2 separate regions of the Mus musculus genome follow, and region 2 is linked to region 1. Evidence: chromatin loops called from intact Hi-C (ENCODE). Cell type or tissue: left cerebral cortex. All regions are shown on one strand.

Evidence for each region. A loop is a pair of places that touch in the nucleus more often than their neighbours do. Peaks named below come from ENCODE experiments on the same cell type or tissue, not always from the same donor. Only the 100,000 strongest peaks of a DNase experiment are listed, where the experiment ranks them.
Region 2: a loop joins it to region 1, with 2.3 times the contacts of the local background. A loop is called at or near these places in 5 of 42 quality-filtered maps.

Annotation. Positions count from the first base shown.
Region 1 is chr5:135,232,520-135,240,519 of GRCm38, forward strand. It overlaps Baz1b (bromodomain adjacent to zinc finger domain, 1B), which reads left to right. Exons shown (of 19, transcript NM_011714.2): 14 at 3,756-3,903; 15 at 5,400-5,547; 16 at 7,508-7,626. Among named protein-coding and RNA genes, the nearest start is that of Fzd9, 15 kb to the right of the region's middle. In left cerebral cortex, CTCF peaks have their summits at 4,255 (motif pointing right) and 6,506 (motif pointing right); a DNase peak (open chromatin) is centred at 4,253.
Region 2 is chr5:135,364,295-135,372,294 of GRCm38, forward strand. Trim50 (tripartite motif-containing 50) reads left to right here. Exons shown (of 6, transcript NM_178240.3): 5 at 2,247-2,371; 6 at 2,780-3,360. The coding sequence ends at 3,360. Nsun5 (NOL1/NOP2/Sun domain family, member 5) reads left to right here and starts at 5,659. Exons shown (of 10, transcript NM_145414.2): 1 at 5,659-5,782; 2 at 5,897-6,019; 3 at 6,947-7,121; 4 at 7,204-7,312. The coding sequence starts at 5,690. In left cerebral cortex, a CTCF peak has its summit at 3,740 (motif pointing right); DNase peaks (open chromatin) are centred at 3,802 and 5,641; H3K4me3 peaks cover 1,705 bases; H3K27ac peaks cover 842 bases.

The sequences.
Region 1 (8,000 bases):
TACCGGCCCCTGTGATTAAAGGTGTGTTTCACCATGCCTGACCTTTTGTTTTGTGTTGTTTGTTTTGTTTTGCTTTTTTTGTTTTGTTTTGGTTTTGGTTTTTCAAGACAGGGTTTCTCTGTATAGTCCTTGTTGTCCTGGAACTCACTTTGTAGACCAGGTTGGCCTCGAACTCAGAAATCCACCTGCCTCTGCCTCCTGAGTGCTGGGATTAAAGGCGTGCGCCACCACGCCCGGCTTTGTTTTGTTTTGCTTTAATCCAGGGTCTTAATATAGCCCCAGCTGGGTTTGAACTTCTGAGTCCTCTTTGAACCTCCCAAGTGATGCACAGGCAAGCATCACTATAGGCAGATAGCTTTAATAAGTCTCTTCCCTGGGGGCTACAGGGATAGCAAAGCAGTTGAGAGCATCGGGCTGCTCTTGTAGAGGACCTGGGTTCAATTTTCAGCACCCACATGGCAGCTCACAACTGTCTCTTAACTCCAGTTCTAGCTGGTCCAACAAGCCCTTTTATCTGTGCATATGTGATTACAAGCAAAAATGCTTAAGAGTAAGTCTCCTGCTCTTCCTAAACGCCTCAGAGTTCATGCACAGTTGTTCCTCCTTACTTTCCTTAGACCCCGTGGTGCATGGTTCAGGGAGGAGCGTTTGGAGGAAGCGGGTTTACACGCCTATGACTGTATTTATGAGAAGCTGGTTTACTGAATGCTACATGGGTTTTGTTTTTAACTCAGTTTTTGTTTTATGTGTATGTGTGTTGCACATATTTGTGTGTCACAGCAAGTGGGGGTCAGAGGACAGTTTGCAGGAGCCTGTCATTTCATCATGCAGGTCTTGTTGGGCTTGGTGTCGATTGCCTGCTCCCTGTGAGCCATGCTGCCCTTTAACCCAGCTGTGTACGGATTTTTATTGGAAAGCTCTTAGAAAGGATCTTTCCTAGCTATTCATTTTTCTTGTGACATTTTCTTCTTACTGAGGACCAGGTAATTAAGTCTCATTAAGGTCCCTTTTTGTACTAAACCCTAAGCTGAAATAAATATAAGCCCTAGACAGTACAGAAGTGGAGAACTTCTTGGAAAAATCAGGTTGCTTGCTGAGTTGTTCTGCTGTGTTCTGTTCTAGCAATATCCTGCCCTGCAGCTCCCACCAAAGGTCAGTTTTGCCACAGCTCAAAATTTTCCACTGTCCTCCGCTTTGAAAGTTTCCACTTAGCAAGGGCCAGAGTTTCCTTGGCCGGGACCAGGCTGCTACATGAGTTTATGTCAGTCTCGTCTGGGCTCCAGTTTCTTGGGATCTGTGAGATCGTTTCAAGGTCTAGGGTATGCATTTAAAAAATTTTTAAATAGTGTTTATTTCCACCTATATTGATATGTGTGTGCCTGCTTGTCTGTGTGTGCACCATGTGCATACAATGCTTTCAAAAACCCAGAAGAAAGCATCAGCTCCCCTGGAACTAGAGTTATGGGCAGTTGTCAGCTACCTGATGTGGGTGCTGGAGACTGAGCTATAGCTCTCTACAAGAGCAGAAGTACTCTTAACTGTAAGCCAACTCTTCAGTCCTAGTCTATAAATACAACACCAATTTTGTTTCTCTGAATTGAGAAACATAATGTATACTTTAGGAAAATCCTGGGGTCTGTCATTCTTTCTCTCTTTCTGTCTCTATTTCTCTTCTCTCCTTCTCTGTCTCTTTTAAGACTGGGTCTTTTATTTTATGTATGTGAGTACTCTGTAGCTGTCTTCAGACATACCAAAATAGGGCATCAGATCTCATTAAAGAGGGCCGTGAGCCCCCACATGGTTGCTGGGAATTGAACTCAGAACCTCTGGAAGTGCTCTTAACTGCTGAGCCATCTCTCCAGCCCTTGAGACTGAGTCTTAACCATGTGGTCCAGGCTTGCCTCAAACCTATAATTCTGTCTCAGCTTCTTGAGTGTTGAAATAATAGATGTGTGTCACTATGTCTGGCTTTGTCTCTAATTTGTTTGCATTTGTTCTGACAACTCTTACTGTGTCTGCCCCTTTTTTGTTTTGTTTTGTTTTTATGAGACAAGGTTTTACCCTATAGCCCAAGCTGACCTTGAACTCATAGTGATCCTCCTGCCTCAGACTCTCAAGTGCTGAAATTACAGATCTGAGTCGCTGTGGGAGTCTCTTAGCACCAGACAACATAGAATGATCCGAGGGAAGCAAGAAGACAGTTCAGTTCAACATTACTGACTGATGTTGGTTCAAACATCAGGAATCTGACCCCGGGTGATTTATTTTAGGCATTTTTATTTTGTCTGCGACCCCCACCCCCACCCCCACCCCTCCAGAGCTGAGGACTGAAGCCAGGGCCTTGCACTTGCTAGGCAAGCACTCTACAATTGAGCTAAATCACCAACCCCTATTTTATGCATTTTTAAGTACCGTACAATTTGGTGAAAATTTTCCTATTAGTGATTAACCCAATCTCATGTACAGTAAAGCGCGAAGTAAGCTAAGCTAAGATCAGAGGCAGCTGCATCAAAACGTGAAGTACGAGTGACGCCTCCATGCACGAATGACTCCTCACAGCACCTTTATAAAGATGGGCTCTGTAGCTTGAAGAAAACAAGCTTAGGATAAGGCTTTAGGGGAGGATCTGGTGTGATGTCACAGATAAAGGTTGCCAGACTAGTGTACGTCTACTCCCAGCATTCTAGGGATGACAGCTCATACATCCCTTCCTTTGAAGTGAAAACCCCATGTGGTTAGCATTCCAGGGTCCCAAGTGCTTCTCTGTGAGCACAAGGACTTATACCCGTTCCATAAGCTTTCAGACCTGGCTTATCTTTTATTATTTCAGTTGTATAAATTTAATAGTAATGCAATATAACTCAGTATATGTACAGTCTATATAGTAATAGAGTAGCTAGTATCTCTCCTCTTTAAATACAGTTCATTTAGTTAGAAATTCATTCATTCATTCATTTATTTGTATATTTATGGCAGAGTTTTTTGGTGTGGCCCTGGCTGTCCTGGAACTTGCTCTGTAGACCACGCTGGCTTTGAGCTCAGAGATCTGCCTGCCCCTGCTTCTTTAGTGCTAAGATTAAAGGCACGCACCACCACAACCTGACTAGATTTAGTTTATGCATGTGAGTGGTTTGCCTGCACATGCACGCGTGCATGTGTAACACATGTGGTTTTGGTGCCCACAGAGGTAAGAAGAGGAGGGATGTTAGATCCTCTGAACTGGAGGTCTAGATTCTTATAAACCACTCTGTGGGTACTGGGAAGGTCCTCTGCAAGTACTCTTAATCACCTAGTCCCATTTAAACACTCTAAAAGTTCCTTAATACCTAATAATTGTGCATATTTATGAGGTGCTGTGGTTTTGCCCCCCCCCCCCCCCCAGGGTTTCTCTGTGTAGCCCTGGCTGTCCTGGAACTCACTTTCTAGACCAGGCTGGCCTCGAACTCAGAAATCCTCCTGCCTCTGCCTCCCAAGTGCTGGGATTAAAGGCGTGCGCCACCACTGCCTGGCTCATTCTACTTCTAAATGACACTGATGTCACTGGAAGAGACATGTTGCTTATCCCTACTCTATGCTTAGTTTTGCTGTGACCTCTTCCAGGCTTGGTTTTTATTTTGAAGCCTTGATGGTGGGTTTTAATGAAACTCTAAAATTCAAATATTCTCTGAATTCTTTCCTTACCCATCCTTAGCCCTGTCTAATCTTTGGTCATAATATCATGGTCATAATATCTGGCTGTTTCACTTGCTGCTTAGGTTGCCTCTGCACTGGAAAAATGGAAAACAGCAATCCGTGAAGCACAGACCTTTTCCAGGATGCATGTTCTACTTGGGATGCTCGATGCATGTATCAAGTGGGACATGTCAGCAGAAAACGCTAGGTGCAAAGTTTGTCGAAAGAAAGGTATGCATTGAGGAAAGTTGTTCATTGACTGTTTGGGACTAGGCTTTCCAAAACCTTTTTCTTTTCCTTTGAAGGAATTTTGGTTTTTTGAGACGGGGTTTCTCAGTGTAGCCTTGGCTGTCCTGAAACTTGCTCTGTAGATCAGACTGGCTGCCTCTCTCTCCCAAGTGCTGGGAACCACCACAATCCACCTTCTGAAGGAATTTTTGTGCATCATTTAGCCCTGTTCCTGTGTGCACGGTTAAACTGTGGTAGGCAGACTTTCTGCATGCAAGTTAGTTAATTTAAAATCTACAGTCCCTCAGGAACCGTAGAGCATTTGTCAGCTGTGAGATGAGGTAGGTGCTTCCAGCAGGGGGCAGTCTTTGCACATTGCACACCCAGACCTCAGTCTTTAGCCTAGAGCTGGGAACAGAGCATTTGGAAATGGTTTTTATTTCTCCTTGACTAAGTCCATCTTTATGAGTTAGCTTAGGGCTCAGTTTCCAAAGAGTGAGGCACTGTGTAGACTTGGTTGCTGTAAAACTGACCAGACTGATAGTTAGAAAAGAAAGTTAGTCAGATGAAGGTCATACAGTGTGGAGAAACCAGACTACTGAGGACCATGCAGACATGTGTGGGAGAGTTTCGGGGTCCAAGAAGAACAGCAGAGTCTCCAGCCAGTGATTTTTCTGCCTTTTAGTTAAAGTACATGTACAATTAAACATGTTTTATTTATTTACTTACTTATTTTGAGATAGTGTCTCATGTAACTCTGGCTAGACTGAAAAACTCAAAAATACCTACCTGCTTCTGCCTCCTCAGTGTTGGCATTAAAGGAGTGTGTCCCCATGTCCCTTAGTTAACTCTTAGTGACTATTAACTGCCCTGCCCTGCTTCTTGGTAGTTCTGAGGAGATGAGTTAGGAACTCTCCCTAAATTGTCCAATTTTCAGAAAGTAAATGCACTTTTTAAAGAGCAGGCTGCAAAGATGTTCAGGTTGGTAACATCTTTGTTACAAAGTTGCACACAAGCCTGAAGACCTAGTTCCATTGCTCACCTAAGTAAGGAGGTGGAGACAGGGGGTTTGACAGAACCAGTGTCTAGCTCTGGGCTCCAGTGAGAGACTCAGTATGCTGATGTGGAAAGCTGTCAAATACAGCAACTAATGTCAGCCTCTAGCCTCCATGTGCATACAGAGAAGCAGCAGGGGGTGCTGGGATGTACCTGTGATTCTACCACTTGGGGGGCAGGGGCAGGAGGAGCTCCCCGGATTCTAGGCCACTGTGTGCTATACACTGAATCCTTGTCTTGAAAGAAAGACAAAGGAGCTGGAGTGGTGCTCCACGCTCACAAGTGCTTGCAGCTGTTCTAGAGGATCCGTGTTGGGCAGCTAGGACTCCAGCTCTAGGGGATCCAGATTCTCGGGCACACATGGGCGTGAATAAGGAGAGGGAGAAGTGCTGTGCTGCGCTGTGCTGCGCTGCCAACAGTGCTGTGTGCGCCTGTCTTTGCAGGTGAGGATGACAAGCTGATCCTGTGTGACGAGTGTAATAAAGCCTTCCACCTGTTCTGTCTGAGGCCGGCCCTTTATGAAGTACCAGATGGCGAGTGGCAGTGTCCAGCTTGCCAGCCTCCTACTGCCAGACGCAATTCCCGTGGCAGGTGAGAAGTTTTTAAAAGTAAGCTGGGGGCTGGAGATCTGGTTAATATTCACTTGGCATGTAAAAAGGCCTCGATTTGATCCCTAGCACTGCAGAAGTCAGGCATGGTGCTACAAGTCTGTTATCCCAAACACTAGGAAGGTGGAGGCAGGAGGATCAGTAGCACTGGGTCATCCTTGGCTACAAAACAGTTCAAAGACTTTCTGGGCTGTGTGAGACCATTAGATAACTTCGTTGGAAAATTAGTTTCAGTTACTCAAAACTGAGCGTTTCTAAGGAGTTAAAGCTTATTAGGGTGCAAAGCTTGGTCATTTATGGTACAGATACAGGAGCTTAGGTGCTATATGACTCTGGTTTAGGGTGTGACTGTGCGCGCGCGCGCGTGTGTGTGTATAGTTTTAATTGTATCTCTCTCTCTCTTTGTATCTCTCTCTTTTGCGGCGGGGGGGGGGGGGGGGGTTCGAGACAGGGTTTCTCTGTGTAGCCCTGGCTGTCCTGGAACTCACTCTGTAGACCAGGCTGGCCTCTAATTAATTTTACTTCTTTCTGTGTATGGCTGTTTTGCCTGAGTGTGTGTAAGTAATATTGATGGAGGTGAGAAGGGTATATTGAATCCCCTGGAACTGGAGTTGTGGTCACAGGCTATCATGTGGGTGATGGGAATTGAACCCTGGTTCTTCAAGAGCAACAAGTGCTCTAACTGCTGAGCCATTTGGTTTTGTTTACTGTTGACATTTTTGCTTCTTGCTGTTAGCCCTGTACCCTCCCTCTTTTGTTTTGGTCTTTCAAGCAAGGTTTCTCTGTATAGTCCTGGATGTCTTTGAACTCAGAGATCTGCCTGGCTCTTCTGGGTGCATGCTCACACACACACACACATACACACCACATTTAACTGTATGTAAGCATTTTACCTGAATCTATGTCTATGCACTACATGTGTGCCTGGTGCCTATGGAGGCCAGAAGAGGGCACTGGTCCTCTGAAAGCCAAGTTAGAGATTGTTGTGAGCGTCTGTGTAGGTTTTAGGAATTAGCCCTAGGTCCACTGCAAGAACTGCCACTGTTTGAGCCATCTCTCTAGCCCCTTGATACACTTTATTAACATCTTTTCCTGCCTTTAAATTTACCTCATTGTTACTTTATAGCCGCTTCTACAGGCAATCACTACTGAATATCTACAGCCAAATCATTGCCTTCTCGACCCATGCTTAGTTTCCTTCCCTGCTGTCTATTTGGACATGGTTTCTCCTATGTCAGTACAGCCAAACCAGCACCTTGAAGGCACCTAATATTTCCCCAGTTAACTGTCGTTACTTCTTACATTGACATTTGAGATGTGAAAGGGCATCCTTACGGGCACGAGGCTGTCTCTTGTAAAGGGCAGAGCTGTTTGATTCCAACCACACCTTAGCAGCCGTGCTGGGTTAGTTCTCCCTCTGTCTCCATTACCATGTCCTCTTGTAGGGACATGCGGTGTGCTGCTCTGAAGTAGTGTTTTTTTAGACCAGCTGTTCTGAGCCGGGATTAGTTGCTTTGTTGTGTGGTCATCTGCAAGCTGTCTCAGCTCCTGGAAGAGAGCCATCAAGGTGTGCAGTAACACCTGCCAGCCTCTCAGCCCTCTCAATACACCCCAGAGTCGGGCAGCTGTGGTGTCTAAAATGTTTCCTTATCTGGCTTTTGTGAGACAAAAGTAATGGTGGTTTATACTGTTTGTGAGAGGAAGTAGAGGTTGTATTTTGTTCTTGGTCCCCTTCCTCCATTGATGTCCCTTAAGCCCTTGTAGGCTAGGGCAGGGCACATGCTGCTGAAGCATAGTAGGACTGACCTCCAGGTCTCTCCCCTTACTGTCAGCTCAGTCTGGTCCATGAATAGCCATGCTGCAGAGATGTAAGGGGCTTTAGCTCTCCGTAAGCCGTCCTGGACTGAACTGAAACCATGTCTCTGCTTGGCTTTTCCTTCCAGGAATTACACTGAAGAGTCTACCTCTGAGGGCAGCGAGGGTGATGAGAGCGGTGAAGAGGAAGAGGAAGAAGAGGAGGAGGAGGAAGAAGAAGAGGATTATGAAGTGGCTGGCTTGCGGCGTGAGTGTCTAGTATGGCATAGTTGCCTCGGTCTCTCAAACTGACCAGAGAGGCCTGGCTGGCAAGAGAAATTCAGCCTTGCCATTTTGCTGTCTTACTCTTCTCTCTTGGGGCTGTGGGTAAATGAGCTGCCGTGTGTTTCTATTGGCTTTCAAGATGGTCAGGGTGGAGAGGTGGATCGCCACTTAAGAATCTATACTGCTCTACCATATCATCAATGTTCACTTTCCAGTGTCCATGTTAGGCAGCTCACAACTGCCTGCAACTCCAAATTAAGGGATTTAGGACCCTTACCTAGACTCTTATCTGGAACCTTCCTTCATTCATGTGCACATATGTACACGTATACACTGGTCCTCACAGAAACATGGTTA
Region 2 (8,000 bases), 130 kb after region 1:
TAGCAACAGATAATTGCCTCAGGCTATGACAACGCTGTGGAGGAAGGTGATGGCCAGGGACTGGGGTGACAGCCGAGAAGGCCGAGGTGTGCAGGCAGGCAGGGAAATGAGAGTGACATGTGTGCAGAGCACAGGGTGCAGAGAAGTTCATCTGTGGAGTCAACTATTACGTGTGAGGAAGGAGATGTCCCAGGCAGGGACAACCAGAATGAGGGACCTTGACGTATACTCTTCAGACCTCGGAAGGGGAAAGTTAGTGAGCGCTGGAAAACTCAACAGCTCCTGAGCCCATCCTGTCCATGTGTGGCTCCTTGTTTTCTTTCTTCCTGATTCTTATTTTATGTGTATGAGTGTTTTGCCTGCATATATGTCAGTGTGAAGAGCCCACAGAAGCCGAAGACAGCATTGGATTCCCAGGAATTGGAGTTACAGATGGTTGTAAGCTGCCATGTGGGTGCTGCCTATCGAACCTGGGTCCTCTAGAAGACCAGACAGTGTTCTTAACCACTTAGCCAGCCACCTCTCTAGTTTTCTTTAGGTGTTGGTGTGCATGCACATTTATGGGTGTGGAGGCCAGAAGCCAGCCCTGGCGGTTGTAAAGACACTGTCCAGTTTGAGTTTTCGAGGTATGGCCTCTCACTAGCCTGGAGCTCACCAAGTTGGCTAGGCTGACCCGTCAGAGAGCCCCAGGGATCTGTCTGCCTCCGCTTTCCCGGTATTTACTGCACTTGGCCTTTTAGATTTATCCTTTTATTTTATGTGATGGTGCGCAGATATGTCTGTGTACCAACTGTGTGTTCCATGAGTGGAGAGGTCAGAAGAGGGAGATGGATCCCGAGGACCTGGAGTTGCAGACAGTTGTGTATGCTGGCAACTGAACCCAGGTCCTCTGCAAGAGCAACCAGTGCCAGTGAGCTATCTCTTTAGCCACCATGACCGGTGGGTTCTGGGGACTGAACTCAGGTCTTCAATTTACCCAGTGAGCCACCTTCCAGCCTGTGCTCCTGGATTTCTTTAGTCTTTGGGGTCACGTGCCTACAGAGCACAGATAGAAATGAACAGACAATTTGCTGGGAGCAGAATCAGGTTACCTGATGTAGTGCGTCTCAGGTGTCAGCACACATGAGAAACACCTTGCAGGCTGGCTAAAACACATTTGTACAACTTTCCCAGGGTGATCGGTTTCTGATGAGCAGATCTGGGGCAGGGCCGAAGGCTCTGCATCTCTAACAAGTTCCCAGGAAAGTTAGACTTGTTTCCCCAGCCCCGTGCTCTGTGAACACCTGCTGTACTAGTGACCTTGCCTTGCTGAGACCACATTACCTGATGCAAGTGACCTAAGGGAGGAGAGGTTTGTTTTGGTTTTAGATGGTCAGGGAGGTGTGACAGTATTCACAGCTTGTTCATATGCTGGCAGATAGGAAGTAGAGAGATAAGACTGAAGCCAGAAGTGGGGACAACCTTCAAAGACCTATTCCCACCAGCCACACCCCACCTCTTTCTAAAGAGTTTTACCAGCTGGGAACCAAATTTCAGAACATGAGCCTGTGGAAGATGCTTCTAATTCTGTCTACAGCAGCAGCTGTGCAGCATCCCCACTGTGTCCTGCATGGCGTGGTTCTGGAAACCTGATTAGGCATCGAGTGAATGAAGAGAGGACAAGTTCATAGACACACACAGGCAGAAAAGCTGGGCTCGGGTGGGACATGCACACTCTGAGGCACTGGTGTCAACCTCACAGCAACCTGGGGTCCTGGCATGCTTGTTATATGCAGAGTGGGGGTGGGTGGATGGGATGGGAGTTAGCAGGAGGTGTCTACAGGCCAGCAGTCTCAAACATCTGGAAGCTGCAGGTTTTGCACACACGAGTCAATCTTTTGTCAACACTTGGTCTGGGACAAGGGGAAGGTTTTGGCATCCCCTGAGCTTCACCTTGGGGGAAGGCTTTGCCATTCCAGGGATCTGAAACATTGAGGTCCTTGACTTGGGCCACACCCAAGTCAACAACTGCACCCCCTCAAGACTTCATCTGCACTTTGCACATTTCCTCGGGGCCTTCCTCAGCTCCCTGACAATCCCAGTTCTAGGAAGCAGGCATGTTCTCCAGGAAGGAGGTTTGAGAGGAAAGGGTGCTATGAATGTGTGGCCTGAGTGGTGACTTTAGTCTTGTGGACCCCCACATGAGGAGGAGAGTGGGAGGCAGTCTTGATGCAGAGCTCCCCAACCACTGGAACCCATGTACACAGGGCAGAGGTCCAGCAGGCTCGGCCTTTGGAAGGCGTCTTCAGTCCCATCTCCTTCAAGCCAGCTCTCCACCAGGCTGACATCAAACTGACCGTGTGGAAGAGACTCTTCCGGAAGGTTCTGCCAGGTGAGGCCCCAAATTGTTATCCTCCCAATTCATCAAGGGTACCAAGAAGCATAGAGAGAACTTAAAGGGGGCCTGTGTGGGGGTGGAGAGGAGATGTGGGAGTGGCTGTGTAGGCACACACATTTGCAACGCAGTAAACCTGTTCCATAGCCGAACTCCTTCACAAGTGGCCACGTCTAATGCGCTCCACAGGCATGATCCGCCCACCCACTTGCCCATCTCATCCACTTACCCGATACCCCACCCATCCTTCATCCCTTCCATACACACAGCCCTGTGTCTGCCCCTCCCAGCATGGGAACACAGAGTCAGCACGGTTCCTGTACCTGAGGACTCGGCCTGCCATTGCCTCCTGGGCAGGGTCTGCGGTTTCTCTGTGAGCCAACCACAGGACTCTTTCTCTTCTAGCTCCAGCATCTCTCAAGCTGGACCCGGCTACTGCCCACCCTCTGCTGGAGCTCTCTAAGGGCAACACAGTGGTGCATTGTGGCCTCCTTGCCCAGAGACGAGCCAGCCAACCCGAGCGCTTCGACTATAGCACCTGTGTCCTGGCTAGCAAGGGCTTCTCTTGGGGTCGCCACTACTGGGAAGTGGTGGTGGGGAGCAAGAGTGACTGGCGCTTGGGGGTCATCAAGGGCACAGCCAGCCGCAAAGGCAAGCTGAACAAGTCCCCAGAGCACGGTGTGTGGCTAATTGGCCTGAAAGAGGGTCGGGTGTATGAGGCTTTTGGCTGCCCACGGCTGCCACTGCCTGTGGCTGGCCACCCTCATCGCATCGGCGTCTACTTACACTATGAGCAGGGTGAGCTCACGTTCTTTGACGCTGACCGTCCTGATGATCTGCGGACACTCTATACTTTCCAAGCTGACTTCCAGGGCAAGCTGTACCCTATCCTGGACACATGTTGGCATGAGAGGGGCAGCAACTCACTGCCCATGGTATTGCCCCCACCCAGTGGGCCTGGGCACTTCACACTGGGACAGGTATAGGCTGTCCTGGTCTGTCTTGCAAGACAAAGGGATTTGAGGGCTTCCGCTGGGTCTCAGTGTTTGGACTGCTTGAAAAGATTCTTCACACCCGCGTGTCCCCAGAACATTTATATCAGGGGATATAGCCTCTTCCTCACCACCTAGGGGTATGCGTGCCACCTTGCACCTTACCAGGTCCTATAGTTGCTCATAAAGTAGCCCTGTCCCCAGTACAGGAGAATGCCAGGGCCAAGAAGCGGGAGAGGGTGGGTAGGGGAGCAGGTCGGGAGGAGGGTATAGGGAACTTTTTGGGGTAGCATTTGAAATGTATATAAAGAAAATATCTAATAAAAATAAATAAAAAATAAAGTAGCCCTGTGCTTCCCAACTTGTCCAGCAGAGGGCAGAAACATTTCCTCACATATTTAAACGTTATCACTGGGGCCTTCAAACATCTATTAAAAACAATGCATTTGACATTTTTCTCATTAATTATTACTACTACTATTTTAATACTTATTTTTATGTAGGTGAATGCTTGCGGGTGCTGTGCCCACAGAGGTGTCATGACCGGAGTAAGAAGGTGCCTGGCAGGCGCTGCCAAGGCGTCCCCTTGAGGAATCACGCGATAGGCCTAGTATAAAGTTTGTTGGGAAAGGAAAGAGAGTGGGGACTTGGAAAAGGGTAGAGGGAGGGAAGGGGGTGGGGCAGAAAGAAGAAGAGACAGGCGGGCCAGGAACACGTGGGGACAGCGAGAGTGAAAGGAGAGGAGACTTGGGTAGTGACTAGCAGTCCTCTTCAACACTGCTGCTGTACCTGGCAAGCCGCATAAGTGGCAGCCGATGACGCAAGCTGTTGCTAAGTTGCTATTGAGCAGAGCCTAGCAGAATTGTCTGTAAGCCAACAGTCAGAAACTATGGAATCCCTTGGAGGTGGCATTACAAAAGGTTTTGATTGCCTAACATGTCTGGGAACAGTATGTGCTCTTAAGGTCTGAGCCACCTTTCTTAGGCCCAACTACCATTATTTTGATTGTCTCATGTAGTCCAGGCTGGTGTGAATTGGCTAGCCAAAGATGACCTCAAATCAATCTTTCTTCCTTTCCTTCCTTCTTTTCTTAAAAGATGTGAGAAGAGGGCATCAGATCCCCTTATAGATGGTTGTGAACCACCATGTGGTTCCTGGGAATTGAACTCAGGACCTTTGGAAAAGCAGACAGTGCTCTTAACCAGTGAGCCATCAGGAGCGTACCATCATGCCCGGTTTATACAGTGGAAGGATTGGAACCAAAGGCTTTCTGCCTGTTAGGCAAGCCCTCTATATAGATTGAGTCCCATCATTGGTCCTCCTCATCAATGTTGAGAATTGATCCCAGGGCTTTGCACATGCTAGGCAAGTGCTCTACTCCGAGGGACAATGTCTGTCGGCCCTATTAAACACCCACTTTTTTTTTTTTTTTAAACAATCTACTTTTTCCAGCGCTAGGGTCCCAGAGAGCCACATTTACTAGATGGGTGTTCAACAACTCCAAGCACACCAGTGGATTCTAGGCAGGTGCTCTACCACTGAGCCACGCCCCCAGCCCCTCCCTGGGGGATTCTAGGCAGGGACTCTACCACTGAGCCACGCCCCAGCCCCTCCCTGGGGGATTCTAGGCAGGGGCTCTACCACTGAGCCACATCCCAACCTCTCAGTGGAGGCATCAAGGCACGTGCTTTATTACTGAACCTTTCATCCGGTCACAGGGAGAGGCTGACACAGGACTGCTAGGAGAGTCTGCGTAGCCTTCTGAGTTCCAAAGTCTTAAAAAAAAAATTAAAAACTACAAAATAGCCTGGCGTGGTTGTGCACGCCTTTAATAAAAGCACTTGGGAGGCAGAGGCAGGCGGATTTCTGAGTTCGAGGCCAGCCTGGTCTCTACAGAGACAGCCAGGGGATACACAGAGAAACCCTGTCTCAAAAAAACAACAAAAACAAACAAACAAACAAAAAAAAAACCAATCCACAACAACAAACTACAAAATAGCTACACTGAATTCTAAAAAGAAAGTAGACTTTTTTCATTCTACATACAGGACCTCATTATGTAGCTCTGGCTGTCCTGTAACTACTTAGACCTAGCTGACCTTAAACTCGCAAAGATCCTTCTGCCTCTGTTTCCCGCGCGCTAGGATTAAAGGCGTGAGCCAGCCCGCTCGGATTTAGAGCCTAAGATTAATTTTTGGACGCTGAAAACGGAAAGCAGCGAACCCTTTGACTCCGGAAATCCGGTTGTACAAATTGTTGCGGCGGCCGTAAAGCCAGCCCGAGTTTTGCGACAGTGTCGTAGAGCGCTTGAGGCGGGGAGAGCATGGGGCTGTACGCGGCCGCCGCGGCGGTGCTGGCCGGCGTGGAAAGCCGCCAGGGCTCCCTCAAGGGGTTGGTGTATTCCAGCAACTTCCAGGTAGTGAGGCCGGGGGCTGGCAAGCCGGGCTGGGGAGCGGGGCTTGTCCGGGCGGGAGGGCGAGGCGAGGCGAGGCCCGCGTGGGGTGCAGCGGGTGTCCCCTGTGTCGCACAGAACCTGAAGCAGTTGTACGCTCTGGTGTGCGAGACGCAGCGCTACTCGGCCGTGCTGGACGCTGTCATCGCCAGTGCTGGGCTCCTTCGCGCCGAGAAGAAGCTGAGACCGCACCTTGCCAAGGTGAGCGGCGGCCAGAGGCTGTTACCCGTGCGTGGCTCTCACACTTCTTTCTGGGGTCCCAGTTGAGCTGGGTCAGATGTGACTCCCCTTGGAGCATTGCAGGAAGGGCTAAGTAGGACGAAGGTGCAAACTAGTAGTGGCTGAGGCTACCTACCGGACAGGGTGATGATGGCAAGGTCGGTCGGGGTCCAGAGCTCTGCTGGCGACCTGGGGGGTGGGGTAGGGTGGGGAGGGGGAGCTTCAGGCATGGGGCAGGACACGGGGTTTGCAGATGGCATTTGCTCTCGTCTCTTTACCCGCCTGCCTGGATGCCTGTCTTTTTGTAATGCTGGGAGATTGAACCCAGAGTCTCCAACAAGCCATAGAAGAGTTCTCCCACTGAGTCACACCCACAACACCTCATTGGACAGCATCACTAGACAGATGCTCTATTTTTGAGCAGTACCCCCAGCCCCTCACTGGGGGATTCTAGGCAGGTGCTTATTGCTGAGCTGCAATCCCTATTTCTTCTCTGGTGGATACTAAGCAAGCTTCCTACCCTACTGCTGAGCCACCGCCTCCGTTGCCTCCTCTTCCTTCTCCCCCTTTCGTCCTCTTCGGTCTTTAGAGACAGGCTTTCTCTGTGTCACCCAGGCTGTTCTGGAACTCACTCTGTAGATCAGGCTGACCTCGAACTTACAGAGAACCGCTTGTCTCTGCCTCTTGAGTGCTGGGATTAAAGGCACCATTACCCAGTTAGCTTGTAGTTTTCTTGCTTATGCATCTGATGTTGCTGGCATTATGGACATTTGCCCTAACATCATGCCATTAATTTCTTTTGTGATCTTGGGCAAGAGAACTCTATTGACATGACCATCTGGACAGGTACCTACTTCTCCCACTGGAGGGTTTTATGGTGTTAATAGTTTTGTGTTTTTTCCTGTCCAGGTGCTAGTGTATGAATTATTGCTGGGGAAGGGGTTTCGAGGGGGTGGAGGCCGATGGAAGGCTCTGCTGGGCCGGCACCAGGCAAGGCTCAAGGCTGAGCTGGCCCGACTCAAGGTTCATCGGGGTGTGAGCCGAAATGAGGACCTGTTGCAAGAGAGCTCCAGACCTGGCCAAGGTGACTTGGAGGCTGAGGGGCGGGAGGGGAGTGACCCTCAGAAGGCTCACCTCCCTCCCCACTTGACCACTGTGACTTCTAGCCTACCAGGTACCACGGTTCGTGCGTGTGAACACGCTCAAGACCCGCCCTGAGGATGCAATCGATTATTTCAAGAGACAAGGTTTCTCCTACCAGGGTCGGGCTTCCAGGTAAGAGCTGAACATCGTGCCCGGGTGCCTTCATTTTCCTCTGTGTCCAGGTTCTCAAGGAAGTAGGAGTCTGTTAGAGGGGAGACTAGGTGTGTGTATGTGGGATAATCACTGCTTTCTCTGGATGTTTTTCCTACTTTCCCAACAGAATTTTCTTTGTTTTTAAGAAAGATGTTGCTTTTAAGTGGTGCACATGTCTGTGCATGGGTGAGGGCATGTGCCTGAGGAGGACATTGGACTGCTGGACACGGTGCTAGGAACTGCACGTAGGTCCTCTGCGAGAGCAGTGTGTCTTCCTAACTGCTGAGCCACGTCTCTGGCCCTGGCAGCAGTTCTCTGCAGTCTCTTCTGAGACCTGTTTTTTTTTTTCCCCTGAACCCTGGTGTTCTTGCGGTTCTTGTTCTGCATTCTGTGACCCCCTGTTTGCTCTCCAGTCTAACTGCCCTCCCGCCCCTGCCACCTTTCCGCTCTCCTGTCTATATCACAGCCTCTTCAGCTCTAAGCCAACACACCACAGGACACACCTTTAACATTTGAGAGACAGAGGCACGAGGTCCAGGGTCCAGGCCAGCCTGGCCTACAGAGTGAGTTGCCAGAGTTACACAGAACCCTGATTTGAAAAACCAACCCAACCAAACAAACCCATAACAATGTGCAGTCTGTAATCTTAGGGAGCAGTGAAGGGTTT